Regions from separate parts of the Homo sapiens genome. Here region 1 is linked to region 2. A link is an interaction called in ENCODE POLR2A ChIA-PET data of the cell type or tissue named here. Cell type or tissue: OCI-LY7. All regions are shown on one strand. Links, peaks and the distances in the headings refer to the core of each region. The heading gives the core; the rest is flanking DNA.

Region 1 (8,457 bases), core at 62-8,061, 120 kb after region 2:
GGCTCTACCAATCAGCAGGATGCGTGTGGGGCCAGATAAGAGAATAAAAGCAGGCTGCCCGAGCTAGCGGTGGCAACTCGCTCGGGTCCCCTTCCACACCGTGGGAGCTTTGTTCTTTTGCTCTTTGCAATATATTTTGCTACTGCTCTTTCTGGGTTCACACTGCTTTTAAGAGCTGTAACACTCACCGCGAAGGTTTGCAGCTTCACTCCTGAACCAGCGAGACCATGAACCCACCAGAAGGAAGAAACTCCAAACACATCTGAACATCAGAAGGAACAAACTCCAGACGTGCCACCTTAAGAGCTGTAACACTCATCGCGAGGGTACGTGGCTTCATTCTTGAAGTCAGTGAGACCCAGAACCCACCAATTTCGGACACAATTTTAGTCAGCTTTAGGATGTGACAAGTGAACAACTGGCAAAAAAGTTGGTGGAAAACTTTGGACTACCTAATCTTGCTTCATTTAACACTTAAAAAAGAAGGGGGGTCGGGTGCCGTGATTCATGCCTGTAATCCCAGCAACTTGGGAGGCCAGGGTGGGTGGATCACCTGACGTCAGGAGTTCGAGACCAACCTGGCCAACATCGTGAAACCCCGTCTCTACTAAAAATACAAAAAGTTACCCAGGCATGGTGGTGGACACCTATAATCCCAGCTACTCAGGAGGCTGAGGCAGGAGAGTCCCCTAAACCCAAGAGGCGGAGGTTGCAGTGAGCTGAGATCGTGCCACTGCACTCCATCCTGGGCAACAAGCGAAACTCCATCTCGAGAAAAAAAAAAAAAAAGGTTGGGTATGATTGTTACATGGTTCATTAGTGGAGTCATTTATACTGGAATCATCATGCAGGGTCCAGTGTTCTTAGTTTGTGGGAAGAGAAGCAGTGTAGATTTGTGGCTGAGCATGTGGGCTAGGCGGCCTCGTGCCCAGGTTACATTGTAGCTCCTCTGCTTCCTAGCTCTGTTACCCAGGCAAAGTCGCTTCGCCTCTTTCTGTCTCCATCCATCACTTGTAAAGTAGAGATATAATGTGCCTACTTCAGAAGTTATTGTGAGGATTAAATGAACCAATATGTGTGGTTAGTGTAACGTCCTCAAGATTCCTCCCTGTTGAAGCATGTGCCAGAGTTCCCTTCCTTTTTAGGGAACATGCCTGGTTCATAACAAATGCTATTATAACATAACATGTCAGCTATTAATATTTCATGGTGCTATGTCTTCAGGGTCCTTGTCATCTGAACATATTTCAGAACTGTGGGCCTAGAATTTCTCTTCTAATTCTGAAATTAGTTCCGTTATTCTATGCCATAGAATTTGATTTCCTATTATCTTTCTTCCTCTTTTTTATAACTCAGTATCTTAAGATGTGTTTTCTCTATACACAGAGTAAAATCACTTACTTTTTTAGTTACCAGGTAGAATCTAATCTTAAGTATGAGTTTAGAAGGTGTGTTTTCTGTTTCTTGACATACAGGTGTTTTGTGTTATGCACAATTTACCATTGTATTGTTTTTGTTTTTGTTTTTTGAGACAGGGTCTCACTCTGTCACCCAGGCTGGAGTGTGGTGGCACAATCTCAGCTCACTGCAACCTCTGCCTTCCGGGTTCAAGTGATTCTTGTGTCTCAGCCTCCTGGGTAGCTGGGATTACAGGCACGCACCACCACGCCCGGCTAATTTTTTTTTTTTTTTTTTGTATTTCTAGTAGAGATGGGGTTTCACTATGTTGGCCAGGCTGGTCTCGAACTACTCTCCTCAAGTGATCCGCCCACCTTGGCCTCCCAAAGTGCTGGGATTACAGGCATGAGCCACTGTGCCAGGCCTTCCTATTTGTTAAATATCTAATATTCTTAGTTCTTTATCTTTATATATGAAGAAGGTGGAGCTCAGAGAGATTAAGCAAATTGCCAAAAGCTGTAAGTGGTAAATCCAAGCTTTGGAGCTAGGCTGTCTGATTCCAAAGACGACTCTAATACAAATATGTGCAAATCCAGCCCAAGGCCTGTAGTATTTATGGTAACTCACTTAAACCAAGCCCAAGTATCATTTCTTTAAATGGAGACTAATTGCTATATAAATATTCCTGAAGAATACTCTTTTTATGCTTGGGTCAGCAAAAATCATCATATAGCTAGTGTATATTCGTTGAAAGAAAGGTGAAATATTAAATTTTTAAAAATGAGCAATTGCTTGTGTATCAGGCCAGAGTCTCTGGGTCAGCTAAGCCTTTTCCCCTAGAGGAAGCTTCCTGTCTGAACATATGTTTTTGCTAGCTGTGCAGCGGGGGAGTGTGTGGCAGGAGAGTGCCCAGCACCTTGCCAGCCTCCTGGCATCTGCTATTTACACCCTACCCAGCCTTTTTTGCTGCCTTGAGGTTTTTCCACTGCCAGGCAGCACAGAGCTGGCTGCTGTGTTAATTTTTTTGATGTTGTTATGATTTGATTTTTTGCACTCATCGTTTGCTATGTTTCTATATTGCAGTGTCGATGGGTGCATCAGCAGATATTGCTTAATTTTTGCCACATTTTACCCCAGCAGGGGGATGGTGAGTGGGTAGGGCTGTGGGGTGAACGGCACAATGGGAACTCAGGGCTCCTAGGAGGGCAGGCGATGGTGGAGGCTGGCACACTAGGCTCCTGAGTCCTACGTCCTGGGGGGTTCTGGATGTTGGCTTTAGCTGAGAAGGGCTTAGTGATGTTAGGAATGAGGCTGGTGGGTAGTGAGGGGGTAGGATTGCGGGGTGGGTGGCGGGAGCTCAGGGTAATATCAGAGAGAGAACAACAGAAAAATTCTGCTTCCACCACCCCCTCTCTTCTGTGGAACCTGGTCCCCGTCTGTCTGGGCTGTTCCCTGGTCCCATCCACAACCCCCTCCCCAGACTGGCACTCACCCTCCTCCGTTTTTGTCCTCAGTTTTTATGTTCATCTTGCAGGCTCATCAGTCTCCCTATAACTTCTTTCCATAGCATGTCTAGAGTTGGATTTCAGGGAGAGAGCCCACAGTTTGTGCTAGTTAGTTCATAATGAGCCGGAAAAGTTTATTTGTAAGTGCATTGTCTGGAATGTGGTACACTTCTTTCCATATCAATAATGACGTGTCTGGCATTTGAGGTGCGAGGCCAGTACAGAAACCTTTGTTGCTTCTTAATGTGTCTGAGGTTAATAATGTACCAACAGTGCTGTGGAACTTAACCACTGTGTGTCACAACATTTTAAGTGAAATTGTGTTTGTAGTTCAGCCTGGGATTCCAGGTACTCATCTACCTTTGAAGCTGAATCTGGGCCTCTTCCTCCACCTCTGTGTGCAGCTGATGAAGGCAGGAGCTCCTGCATCCTAAGTCCCTGGGAGTTCTGGATGTTGGGTTTAGCTGAGAAGGGCTTAGTGATGTTGTCGGGGAGGCTGGTGGATGGTGAGTGGGTAGGGCTGTGGGGTGAAGGGCATGATGGGAACTCAGGACTCCTAGGAGGGCAGGTGATGGTGGAGGCTGGCACACTGGGATACTCCATTGTCTGGCGCCTGCCCAGCCTTATCGCTGAACTAGCTGGAAAAGTAGGGGTTTATCCTTCCTTCCTAATTCCCCTCACTCTTCATCACTGTCACTCTCACCCTGCAAGTGTCGCCATGGGGTGAGCTGCAAAGTGGGGTGTCATCTCTCCAACTAGATTGTGAGTTCTCTGGGAGCAGAGATTTTTGCTCACCTTTTTCTCCCCAGTGCTTGCCATGTACTAAAAAATGTGTTTGATGTTCACCAAGCATGAAAAAAATTGCTACCCTTTCTTGAATGTTCATCGTTGTTATGTGATCACAAATATTGCCATATTTTATTGAGCCTAAGATGTTGATGGTAAGATACACAGTGATTTTACACATTAGTAAGAAAGAAAAAATCTTGCCAATTGTACTTCTGACACAAGTGGGTTTTTTTGTTTATTTTTTTGTTTTTTGAGATGGAGTCTCACTCTGTCACCCATGCTGGAGTGCAGTGGCGCAACCTCAGCTCACTGCAACCTCCGCCTCTCTGGTTCAAGCAGTTCTCCTGCCTCAGCCTCCTGAGTAGCTGGGATTACAGGTGCATGCCACCACGCCAGCTAATTTTTGTATTTTTTTTAGTAGAGATGGGGTTTCACCATGTTGGCCAGGCTGGTCTCGAACTCCTGACCTCGTGATCCACCCACCTCGGCCTCCCAAAGTGTTGGGATTACAGGCATGAGCCACCGCGCCCGGCTTCACAAGTGCTTTCTGTCATTTAGTATTTTAATTATATACTTATTGAAAGAGCTCTTCTAGATTCGTTTAGACATTGATTTTTATCATATCACTCTTTGGCATACAAAAGAGGGAAAATATAAAGAGAAATAGATTGACTAAGATATTCCTAAAATTTCTCCAAGAGTCTGATTCTTCAGAATCTTTTTGGACTCGGAGTTCTTCATGTGGGTGGTTTTCCACACAGTATCATTCTCTATGCCACCAAGAGCGTTGTTGATGTGGCGTTTCTTAACAGAGGGCACACCACTGTCTCCAGGAATCTCCTCTAAGCATCTATTACCTGTTCTGCAAATTTTAATCCTGCTGTTTTCTCACTCAACCTCAGGCCATTTTTTCCCCGTGAATCTCAGTAATAACAACACATCATGCAGCTTCATCCACATGGGCTGTCTTTTATACCCAGGTTCTGTAAGGGCCTCGGTTGGTTAAGGTCATTTTTCCAATGGTAGATATTTGCTTCTCTAATAAAATTTATGCCCTGCTACTGTTCCCATGTCTTTCGGTTTTAATACCAAGTTATCGTGTCATCTTTTTGAAGACATTTAAAGTGGCAGTTAGGCTCAGTATGTCAACAGTGCACATGACTCATTCGAAGTGAGATCACACATGAGTGGGCAGTGACCCTATGTCCTGACTGCCACCTGGATGACAGTAACTGCAAGATGCCACTGATTGTAAAATAGATCCCTATTTCAGAAATGTTAAAACATGGGGGGAACGTACTTTGTAGACTCGATGAAATACATAACATGTAGTTAATTTTTACAGCAACCATGCAGGGCAGGTAATTTGGATTTTTTATTTGTTTGTTTGTTTGTTTTGAGATGGAGTCTCCCTCTTGTTGCCTAGGCTGGAGTGCAGTGACTCGATCTTGGCTCACTGCAACATTCACCTCCCAGGTTCAGGCGATTCTCCCGCCTCAGCCTCCCGAGCAGCTGGGACTACAGGCACACGCCACCAAGCCTGGCTAATTTTTGTATTTTTAGTAGAGATGGGGTTTCACCATGTTGCCCAGGCTGGTCTCGAACTCCTGACCTCAAGTGATCTGCCCGCCTCAGCCTCTCAAAGTGCTGGGATTACAGGTATGAGCCACTGTGCCCGGCTGGTAATTTGGATTTTTAAGTGAGGATACTGAGGATCAGAGTGTTTGGCTTACTAACGCCCCAACTAAGTACATGGAAGATTTGGGAGCTCAGAACCCAGATTTGTCTGATTGTAAAGTTCACACTTTAGATACTGTACAATGCTGTTCAGGAAAAAAACAACTAGACTAGAAGCTGCAAGAAGCCAGGGATCTTTTTTTTTGTATATATATATTTTTTTTTTTGATAAACATGTTTCTTAAGGACCTAGAACAGTGCCTGGCACATACCAAGTACTAATAAATACTTGTTGAATAAAGTCAATCATTAGAGAGAAAATAGAAATGCAACCATATCATTCTCTTCCTGGAAATGAAATCTCTAACTCTTTTGGGACAGGGGGAAAAGGACAGAAGATGGCTGCTGTTTTCTAGACAAGGTATAGCTGTGGCTGTCCATTCCCTCAGGTCGGTAGGAGACGCAAGAAGATGAGGGGTGAGAGTCTATCCCTGGTTACCAGAGCTGTCAGCACCTGCCAGCTGGACAGCAGTAACATGGCTCCTGCCCCTGGGATTCTTCTACTGTCTCCTGTAAATCAAAATCAACAGGGCTGTAAACATTGTGGAGTTAAAAAGAAAATTAATAAAGGAAAATCAATATGACAAGCCTTACTATCAAAGATATTCATGTACAGGGAATGTATTGTTAGATTTCTTTTCTTTCTTTCCGTTTTTTTTTTCTTTGAGACAGGGTCTTGCTGTGTCGCCCAGGCTGGAGTGCAGTGGCACGATCTGGGTTCTCTGCAACCTCTTCCTTTTGCGTTCAAGCAACTCCTGTCTTGCTGATAAAATCCTCAGCCTCCTGACTTGCTGACAAATCCTCAGGCTGACCTCAGGCTGATCTGCCCGCTGCGGCCTCTCAAAGTGCTGGGATTACAGGCGTGAGCCACCTCGCCCAGCCAAATTGTTAGATTTTTAAAGAGTATAAAATGTTTTGAAAATTCTGAAGCTCTGTATGGCTCGTTTGTGAAATATGAAAATTGATATATTTAATCACCTACTATGTACTAGACCTTGTGCCTAGAGTTGTTACATACATCATTTCACCCTCACAATAAAATTATCTCCATTTTACATATGATAGATAATCACTTTAACTGCGCTAGTATCTTCCCTCAGAGATTCCAAAAAATGTGGGATACTAACACATAAAATGCAAGATACATTGTAAAGCAATGTATGTCCAAAAGTTCTCATCATAGTGTCACATGTAATTGCAAAATATTAGAAATAACCTAAGCGTTTATGAATGCAAGATTAAAAATATGCAGCTGTAATGAAGAATGAGGAATGTCTGTATATATATGGAACAATATGAAAGGTATGATATTACATGGGACAAACAAGATATAGAAGAAATGCTACCTTGTATGGAATCAGTAGTGTGCATCTATTTGTGGTTGGAGAGGGAGAGAGTATATATGTATGCTTGTGTGTATGCACACAAAATAATTTTTGGAAGAAAATACAATAAATTGATAATATAGGTTGCTTCTGAGGAACGGCTAGGGCATTCCAGGTAGGGAGATTGTCCACTGTATACCTTTTTGTGCCTTTTGAATTTTGAGCCAGCTGCATTTACTACCTATTAAAAGAGATACAAATAAAATTAAAATAGAAGAAATAAAGTATACCTTTCTAGAAATGAAAACAAAGACAAAAAGACTCTCTGGGCTGTGTGTGTTTTGTGAGGGCATGGGCTGTACCTGCCGATCCCCGCAGCACCCCAGTGCCTAGCATAGTACACGCCTGCGCATTTGTGCCATCAGTGAGCCAAGCTGAAGGAAACAAGCCACTCAAATTCCTCTATCGGAAGGACACCACATCTCTTCTGTGGTGTCTCTGCTAAAAATACATATCCTGAATCTAACCATGAAGAAACATCAGACAAACTTAAATTGAGGAGCATTCTGAAAAATAAATGACCTGTGCATTTCACAAATGTCAAGGTCATGGCAGACCAAGAAAGAGCAGGGAACCGTTTGGGATTGAAGGAGACTGAAGGGCAGGACAGCTGAGCGTGCTGTGTGCAGTACCGGATTGCATCCCAGGCCAGGAGAAAAAATGTCGTATTCTTTTTAAAGGACATTCATTAGAGTTGACAAAACTTGAATAAGGTCTGTGAATTAGGTAATATTACTGTTACCGTGTTAACAGCCTCATTTTGATAGTAGTACTGTGGTTATAAGAAAATCTTCTTGTTTTTAAGAATTAGGCACTTAGGAATTTAGGGGGAAAGGGGCATTGTGTTGGCAACTTACTCTCAAATGGTTCAAGTGAGAAAAGGGAGGGAAAGAAAGAGAAAGAGGGGAAATAGTAAAGTAAACATGGTACAATGTTAACATGCAGGGAACTGGAGTGAAGAAACACAGGAATTCTTTGTACTATTTTGACAACTTTTATGTCTGAAGTTATTTCAAAATAAACAACTTTAAAAAAAAAGTTTCCTACATGGAACATGTTATGACTTCTTCTCTTCTCTTCTCTTCTCTTCTCTTCTCTTCTCTTCTCTTCTCTTCTCTTCTCTTCTCTTCTCTTCTCTCTTTTTTCTTTCAGCAGGGTCTCTCTGTGTTGCCCTGGCTAACCTTGAACTGGGCTCAAGGGATCCTCCCCCTCAGCCTCTTGAGTAGCTGGGACCACAGGTGTGTGCCACCACGCCGGGCTCTGATTTTGTAATTACTGAGCCTTTTATGTCCTTTTGTACAATTTTGTAGTTTTCTTCTTACAGATCTTTAGATGATTGGTGACATTTATTCCTTTCATTTTTTTTTTTTTTGAGATAGAGTCTCACTCTGTGACCCATGCAGGAGTATAGTGGTGTGATCTAGGCTCACTGTAACCTCCGCCTCCCAGACTCAAGCGATCCTTCCACCTCAGACTCCCAAGAAGCTGGGACCACAGGTGCACACCACCACACCTGGCTAATTTTTGTATTTTTTGTAGAGATGGGGTTTCACCATGTTACCCAGGCTAGTCTTGCACTCCTGGCCTCAAGTGATATGTCGTCCTTGTCCTCCCAAAGTGCTGGGATTACAGGTGTGAACCAC
Region 2 (8,457 bases), core at 224-8,223:
ACAACGATTTCTTAAAAATGACACCAAAACTACAGGCAACAAAAGAAAAAAATAGATAAACTGGAATTCATCAAAGTTAAACTTTTGTGCATCAAAGGACACTATTGAGAGTGAAAACACAAACTGCAGAATGACAGAAAATATCTACAAATCACATATCTAATTAACATCCAGAATATATAAAGAACTCCAACAATTCAACAATAGCAACAAAACAATCTAATTCGAAAATGGGCCAAAGACTTCAACGGACATTTTTCCAAAGATATAAAAATGGTCAACATGAAAAGATACTCAACATCACTAGCTATTAGAGAAATGCAAATCAAAACAATAAGACACCGCTCCACGCCCATTAGGATAGCTATTATTTGAAAAAGGAAAGTAACTGTTGGCAAGGATGTGGAGAAATTGGAACCTTTGTCCACTGTCAGTGGGACTGGAGAACAGTAAAGTCACTGTGGAAAACAGTTTGGCAATTTCTCAAAAATTTAAGCACAGAATTACTATATGATCCAGCAGTTTCACTTCTTAGTAAATATCCGAAAGAACTGAAAGCAGGGACTCCCATATCTACATGTACGCCAATTTTCATAGCAGCATTGTTTACAGTAGCCAAAGGTAGAAACATCCCAAGTGCCCATTAACAGATGAATGAACAAAATGTGGTATATATGCACAATGGAATATTACTCAGTCTCGAAAAGGAATGGAATTCTGATGCACAAGCCTTGAAAATATACTAAATACACCAAACTCAAAAGGACATATTTTATGATTTCACTTACTTGAGCCCCAGAATAGGCAAATTCATAGATCACCAGGGGCTGGGGGATCCAGGGGAATAGAAAGTTAGTGTCTAATGGGTACAGGGTTTCTGTTTGGATGAAAAAGTACTGGAAATGGACAGCGGGGATGGTTGCACAATGTTGTGGATGTCCTTAATGCCACCGAATTGTACACTTAAAAACAGTTAAAATGAAAATGTTCCCTCTTCAATATTTTGGAAGACTATGAGAAGGATTAGTGTTAATTCTTCCTTAATGTTTAGTAGAATTCTCCAGTGAAGTCATCTGGTCCTGAGCTTTCCTTAGTTCGAAGTTTTTTTTGTTTTGTTTTGTTTTTTGGTTTTTTTTTTGAGATGGAGTCTCGCTCTGTTGCCCAGACTGGAGTTCACTGGCACAATCTCAGCTCACTGCAACCTCTGCCTCCCAGGTTCAAGCAATTCTCCTGCCTCAGCCTCCGGAGTAGCTGGGATTACACACACCTACCACCATGCTTGGCTAATTTTTTTGTATTTTTAGTAGAGACGGCGTTTCGCCATGTTGGCCAAGCTGGTCTCAAACTCCTGACCTCAGGTGATCAACCCACCTCGGCCTCCCAAAGTGCTGGGATTACAGGCATAAGCCACCGCACTCAGCCTGTTGGGAGGTTTTTGATTACTGACTCAATCTTCTTATTTGTTACTGATCTGCTCAAGTTTTCTATTTCTTCATGATTCAGTCTTGGTAGTTTGCACGTTTTTAGAAATTTACCCATTTCTTCTAGGTTATCCAATTTTTTGGCATACAACTGCTCATAATAGTCTCACGATACTTTTTATTTTCATGGTATCAATTGTAATGTCTCCTCTTTCATATCTGATTTTGTGTCTTCTGTTTTTCTTAGTCTAGCCAAGGGTTTGTCAATTTTGCTTATCTTTTCAAAAACCCAACTCTTTCTTTGATTTTTTTCTATTGTTTTTTTCTATTCTGTTTTCATTTATTCTGTTGCAAATTATTTTCCTCCTTCTGCTCACTTTGGGATTAGCTTATTCTTTTTCTAGTTTGAGGTGTACAATTAGGCTGTTTGAGATCTTTCTTATTTTTTTAATGTAGGCATTTACTGCTATAAACTTCCCTCTCAGTGGTGCTTTTGCTGCATCCCAAGGGTTTTGGTATGTTGTGTTTTCATTCGTTCAAAACATCATCTAATTTCCCATTTGATTTCTTCTTTGGCTCAATGGTTAAGACTGCTGTTTACCAAGGGTGTGTTTAATTTCCACCCATGAAGCCAGCATTACCCTAATAACAAAATAGGATTAAGACACTACAAAAAAAAGAACACTATAAGCCAATATCCCTGATAATCACAGACGCAAAGGATGTCAACAAAATACTAGCAAACTGAATCAGACAACACATTAATAAGATCATACACCTGGATCAAGTGGGATTTATCCCTGGGATGCAAGAATGGTTTAACACATACAAACCAAAAAATGTGGCATATCACATTAACAGAATGAAGGACAAAAATAATATGATACCCTCAAAAGATGCAGAAAAAGCATTTTTTTTTTTTTGAGACGGAGTCTCGCTCTATCGCCCAGGCTGGAGTGCAGTGGTGCAATCTCGGCTCACTGCAAGCTCCACCTCCCAGGTTCACGCCATTCTCCTGCCTCAGCCTCCCGAGTAGCTGGGACTACAGGCACCCGCCACCACGCCTGGCTAATTTTTTGTATTTTTAGTAGAGACAGGGTTTCACCGTGTTAGCCAGGATGGTCTCGATCCCCTGACCTCGTGATCCGCCTGCCTCGGCCTCCCAAAGTGCTGGGATTACAGGCGTGAGGCACCGCGCCCGGCCGAGAAATCGGAACTCCTGTATGCCGCTGGTGAAAAAATGGTGCAGCCACTATAGAAAATAGTATGAAGGTTCTTAAAAAATTAAAAGTAGAATTATCATATGATCTATCAATCTCACACCTGGGTATACAGCAAAAGAATTAAACTCATTATCCCAGACAGATATATGCATTCCCATGTTCACTGCAGAATTACTGACAATAGCCAAGACATGGAAACAACCTAAATGTCCATCGAGAGATGAATGGATAAGGAAAATATGATATATACATAAAATGGAATATTGTTCAGCCTTAAAAAAAATGTAAATTCTGCCACATTCAACAACATGGATGAACCTGGAGGACATTATGCTAAGTAAAATAAACAAGTCACAAAAAGACAAGTACTGCATGATTCCCCTTATATGGGATATCTAACATAATCAAATTCACAGAACTGTCACTGACACAGGCTGAAGGGAGGAAAAAACAGTTGCTATTCAACAGGTATAAAGTTTCCGTTTTGCAAGATGCATAAGTTCTAGAGATTTGCTGTATAACATTTTCTCTACAGTTAACAATACTGCATTGTGCACTTAAAATTTAGATCTCATGTTAAGTGTTCTTACCACAAAAAAAAAATGTTTTAAGGCAGGGCTTGGTGGCCCACACCTGCAATCACAGCACTTGGGGAGGCCAAGGCAGGACTGCTTGAGGCCACGAGTTCAGGACCAGCTTGGGCAAGAGAGCAAGTCCCCATCTCCACAAAAAAAATGTTTAATTACCCAGGCATGATGGCTCAACGCCTGTGATCCCAGCTACTTGGGAGGCTGAGGTGGGAGAGTCATTTGAGCCCAGGAGGTTGAAGCTCTAGTGAGCTATGATTGTGCCACTGCACTCTGGCCTGGACAACAGTGTGAGACCGTGTCTCAAAAAAAAAAAAAAAAAAAAAAAAAAAGAAAAGAAAAGTTTCAGTGGTTAATATATTTTGTTATGTACATTTTACCATATACACAAAAAGATCTGTGGACTTTAGGCTGTTCAATTTAGAAAATGCTTATGTCTTGTGGCTGACATGTGTAAAACATCTGGAAGGAAACACTATAAATCAGTAAGAAAACAGATAACCTAGATTTTAAAAATCTGTATATGAAAAGCTTCCCCCCTCTCTCTTTCTGGGGATGCTGTCTATAGGCAATGAGTCTGACATACTGTCACAGGCTTTCCTACAATACAGCCTCTAACAAAACTAGGCTGTCCCAAATGCACCAACACCTGCAGTGGCGTGTGCCCAGGCTGACTTAGAGGGCTTCATGCTGGGAGACCAGGAGTTCTTATGAGGTTATTCAAAACAAAACACATGGCATCGGGGCCTACAGTGGTTCCATTTGTTTTGTGTTTGTGACCAGATCAAACGTGCTTTCCTTATTGAGAAGCAGAAAATCAGTGTGAAAGTATTAAAAGCACAAGCACAGAGTCAGAAAATTAAATTAAAAACTGAGACCGGATGAGGTGGCTCACGCCTGTAATCCCAGCACTTTGGGAGGCCGAGGCGGGTGGATCACCTGAGGTCAAGAGTTCAAGACCAGCCTGGCCAACATGGTGAAACCCCGTCTCTACTAAAAATACAAAAATCAGCTGGGCGTGATGGCGGGCACCTGTAATCCCAGCTGCTCAGGAGGCTGAGGCAGGAGAATCGCTTGAACCTGGGAGGCAGAGGTTGTAGTGAGCCAAAATCGTGCCACTGTACTCCAGCCTGGGCGACAAGAGCAGAACTCCACCTCAGAAACAAACAAAAAAAAAAATGAAGTTTTGAGTAATAAAAATTAAAAGGCTAAATTAATAAAATCTGTATGAGAAGACTGGAAAAGTGTTGACTACCATCTCTCCAACAGAAGAAGTTTCTAGTTATTATATCATCTTAAGAACCATACAGTGCCTTCAGCTATGGTGTTATTTGTTCTGTCACGGTGCCCTACATATGGCAATTCCATAAATGTTTGCTAATAATGATGACTATGAAAAGCCTCAAACGAACCAATTACCATAAAGTCTTCCATTTTAGATCAAGTCCTTTCCAGAGGTTCTTTTAAATGCCAATTTGGGATATAGCTACAATGATTTTTTTTTAAAAGATATCCACAGTATGCTGTTTACATTAGAGAAGAATGAGAAACATACATGTTCAGTTATAAAAGAATCAAATAAATTACAAAATAGGCAGTCCTCTACTTTCACATAAGGTATATTTCTGTAAACATGAACAAGTTACAAACATATGCATGTTATTTGGGGATTCTGCTACTAGCAAGCTAATAATTTATCAGATCCCAATTACTTCCAGTGTTTTAGGGGGGAAAACACCCTTGAAAATTTCCAGCATTTTATAGGCATTCCTTAATTTTTTTCCACATAATTGAACCCACTGAGCATTTATATAAGTTCAAAGAAACTACCTAGAAAAACACCAAAAAAGCACCAGTTATCACCATGTGCTTATCAATAAAATAAACATTTTCCCTCCTTTTTATCACCCTTATAAAATGAGGGTAAAATAGTCAAGTAACAGTTCAATACTACTGCAAATATCCAATCACTGGCTAGTAGGCAACATCCCTATGCAATAACTCAAAATGTTCATACAATAGTTTAGTTACTCAAATCCAAATTCACAGCATGAATACCTATTTAGAGGGATGAATGTTGTACATTTAAAATTGCAGAGTGTTCAAAAGCCCCAAACCATCAAGTGTGATCCCAAAAAAAGCTATACACGTTACAAAATATGTAATGACCTGGAAATTATTCAATATGTTAAATGAAGGAAAAAACGGGTTATACACACATAAGGGGGAATCTACTCTTTTGTTTTTGGGGGGGTTTGTTTTTTGTTTTGGTCAAAACTGTATTTTCTAAATTTTTTGTAATAACTTGGAGAACTTAAAGGTTTGGAGTTTGTAGCTCAAAGCATATGAATCTAGAAAGATAAATCCAACGACCGGACGTGGTGGCTCACGCCTGTAATCCCAGCACTTTGGGAGGCCGAGGCAGGTGGATCAGGAGATTGAGACCATCCTGGCTAACACAGTGAAACCCCATCTCTACTAAAAATTAAAAAAAATTAGCCAGGCACGGTGGCGGGCACCTGTAGTCCCAGCTACTTGGGAGGCTGAGTCAGGAGAATGGCGTGAACCCGGGAGGCGGAGCTTGCAGTGAGCCGAGATCACGCCACTGCACTCCAGCCTGGGCAACAAAGCAAGACTCCATCTCAAAAAAAAAAAAAAAAAGAAAGATAAATCAGAAACTGACAGGACTCCACAGAGTTCAGCTTACAGTCATCACAGTCCAGGAACTTACAGTAAGATCCTGGATTGCTAGTGTCCTCAGGCTCCAGGTAGAATGAAAATTTTTGTCTGGAACACACATTAGCCTAGACCTCAAATTAATCAGTCTGTAAGCACCTGTATAAATAAAATGTCTGGCCGGGCACGGTGGCTCATGCCTGTAATCCTAGCACTTTGGGAGGCCAAGGTGGGTGGATCACTTGAGGTCAGGAGTTTGAGACCAGCCTGGCCAACATGGTGAAACCCCATCTCAACTAAAAATACAAAAATTAGCCAGGCATGGTGGCTGGCGCCTGTAATCCCAGCTACTCAGGAGGCTGAGGCAGGAGGCACCTGAACCCAGGAGGCAAAGGTTGAGACAAGACCACACCACTGCACTCCAGCCTGGTCAACAGGGTAAGATTCCGTCTCAAAAAATTATAATAGTAATAAAGGCAATGCTCTCTTCCCCCAAAACTTAGGAGGCTATTAACTTTGAAATCAGAACTTGACAAGTATATTACAAAAAGAGAAAAATTACAGGTCAAACTCACTTATTAGCAAAGAGGCAAAACTCCTGAACAAAATTTTTGCAAACCAAATGCAGAAAATAAACCAAGTTTGGTTCATTTCAGGAATGCAAAGTTTCCTACATACTGCACTCTCAAAATTAAATTCATATCATCATCTTATACTTGGCAAAAAAAGATGTTTGAAAAAAACTCAACATTCATTCATGACAAGAATCTTTGGCAAACTTAGAATATAAACTCTTCCTTATCCGATAAAGGGTCTGGTATCTACCAAAAAACTACGAGTATCATATAAATTGCAAAAACAGTTTCCCTCTGAGAGAAGTCAGACTAAGACACTAGCTATTGTCTTTTCTATCTGAACATTTTAGCTGGGGCAGCAAAGCAAGAAAAAGAAATAAAAGTTACAAGGATTGAATGGAAAGAAATAGAACTGTCACAATTCACAGAATATACTCAGAAAAATTTAAAGTTACAGATAAATTATTATAATTAGTATACATGTTTAGCAAGATTACTGGATACAAGGTCAATCTGAAAAATATCAATTGTATTTTTCACAAACACACAAACCAACAACAAAAAATCTTAAAGATGCCATTTATAATAGCATAAAAAAGATCAAATGACTATGAATAAATCTAACAAAAGATACACAAGATCTCTATGCAGAAATCTACCAAACATTGAAGGCAGAATTATAGAGGGCCTAAATAAAACACATGTCATGGGCCGGGCGTAGTGGCTCACACCTATAATCTCAGCACTTTGGTAGGCCAAGGCGGGAGGATCATCTGAGGTCAGGAGTTTGAGACCAGCCTGACCAACATGGTGAAACCCCATCTCTACTATAAATACAAAAATTAGCCTGGCATGGTGGTGGGTGCCTGTAATCCCAGCTACTCAGAAGGCTGAGGCAGAAGAATCGCTTGAACCCGGGAGACAAAGGTTGCAGTGAGCAGAGACTGCACCACTGCACTCCAGCCTGGGTGACAGAGCAACAACCTGTCTCAAAAATAAATAAATAAATAAATAAATAAATAAAAAAAATACATGTCATGTTCCCGGATTGGAAAACTAGGTATTTGAAAAATGTCAATTTTCCCCCAATTAAACTATAGACCCAAAGCAAAAGCAAAATTCTAACAAGAAGCTGTTTTGGTAAAATGTGGCAAATTTATGTGAAAAGAAAAAGGTTAAGGGAAGAGCTAAGATGCTATTCAAGACAAGCAAGGAAGGGCTTGATCTAGTAAATATAAAATCTTATTATATAATAATTAAGACAATGTGGAGTTGGTGCAAGGATAAACAAAGAGAACAATGGAATAGAAGGGAGAACCCAGGAACAGATTCACGCACAGGGAGATACTTGATTACAAGGGTGACAGAGCCGAGCAGAAGGGAAAGGATGACCTTGACAATAAATGGTGCAGGCCAGATATCCATAAGGAAAAAAACAGAAATGAAATGGCCCTTAACTTCACCTCTACACAAAAATCCAGATAAATTATAGCTCCAAAAGCGAAAGGCAAAAAAATAAAGTTCCCCATTGACAATATAGGAGACTATCGTTATATCCTCAGGGTAGGAAAAGACTTCTCAAACAGGATACAAAAAGCACCTACCATAACAAAAAAAGAAAAAGAAAAGACAAGACTAAAAAATTAGACATTAAAATTAAGAACTTCTTCAAAAGACATCACTAAGAGTGAAAAGGCAAACCACACAGAGAACAGCATTATCTTAATAACCTCAAAGTGGAAACAACTCAAACGTCCATCAACAGCAGAACAAACTGCGTGGTTTATTCATATAATGGAGTACTATGCAGCAACGGAAATGAGTGAGCCACAGCTACACTCAATACACGTGGCTGTCAAAAATGTGTCTAGTGAATGAGACCAAATGCATAAAAATATATACGGAATGATTCCACTTATATGAAGCTAAAAAAAAAAAAAAAGAAAGAAAAACTGAACTACAGTGTTTAGGGACG

The links. ChIA-PET counts read pairs that join two places held together with the same protein. Peaks named below come from ENCODE experiments on the same cell type or tissue, not always from the same donor. Only the 100,000 strongest peaks of a DNase experiment are listed, where the experiment ranks them.
Region 1: POLR2A ChIA-PET joins it to region 2 with 7 read pairs; 9 of 35 experiments call an interaction of 5 or more read pairs at or near these places.

The regions. Positions count from the first base shown.
Region 1 is chr11:129,962,878-129,971,334 of GRCh38, reverse strand. The region is part of intron 1 of PRDM10 (PR/SET domain 10); the gene reads left to right. Among named protein-coding and RNA genes, the nearest start is that of PRDM10-DT, 36 kb to the left of the region's middle. RefSeq lists an enhancer at 4,747-5,041 and a silencer at 5,915-6,115. In OCI-LY7, for the core only: CTCF peaks have their summits at 2,248 and 4,922; DNase peaks (open chromatin) are centred at 2,254, 4,874 and 7,185; H3K4me3 peaks cover 1,823 bases; H3K27ac peaks cover 4,700 bases.
Region 2 is chr11:130,078,133-130,086,589 of GRCh38, reverse strand. All of the region lies in intron 1 of APLP2 (amyloid beta precursor like protein 2), which reads right to left. It also overlaps the pseudogene RPL34P21. Among named protein-coding and RNA genes, the nearest start is that of APLP2, 12 kb to the right of the region's middle. In OCI-LY7, for the core only: no CTCF peak of the experiment used is centred there; a DNase peak (open chromatin) is centred at 3,889.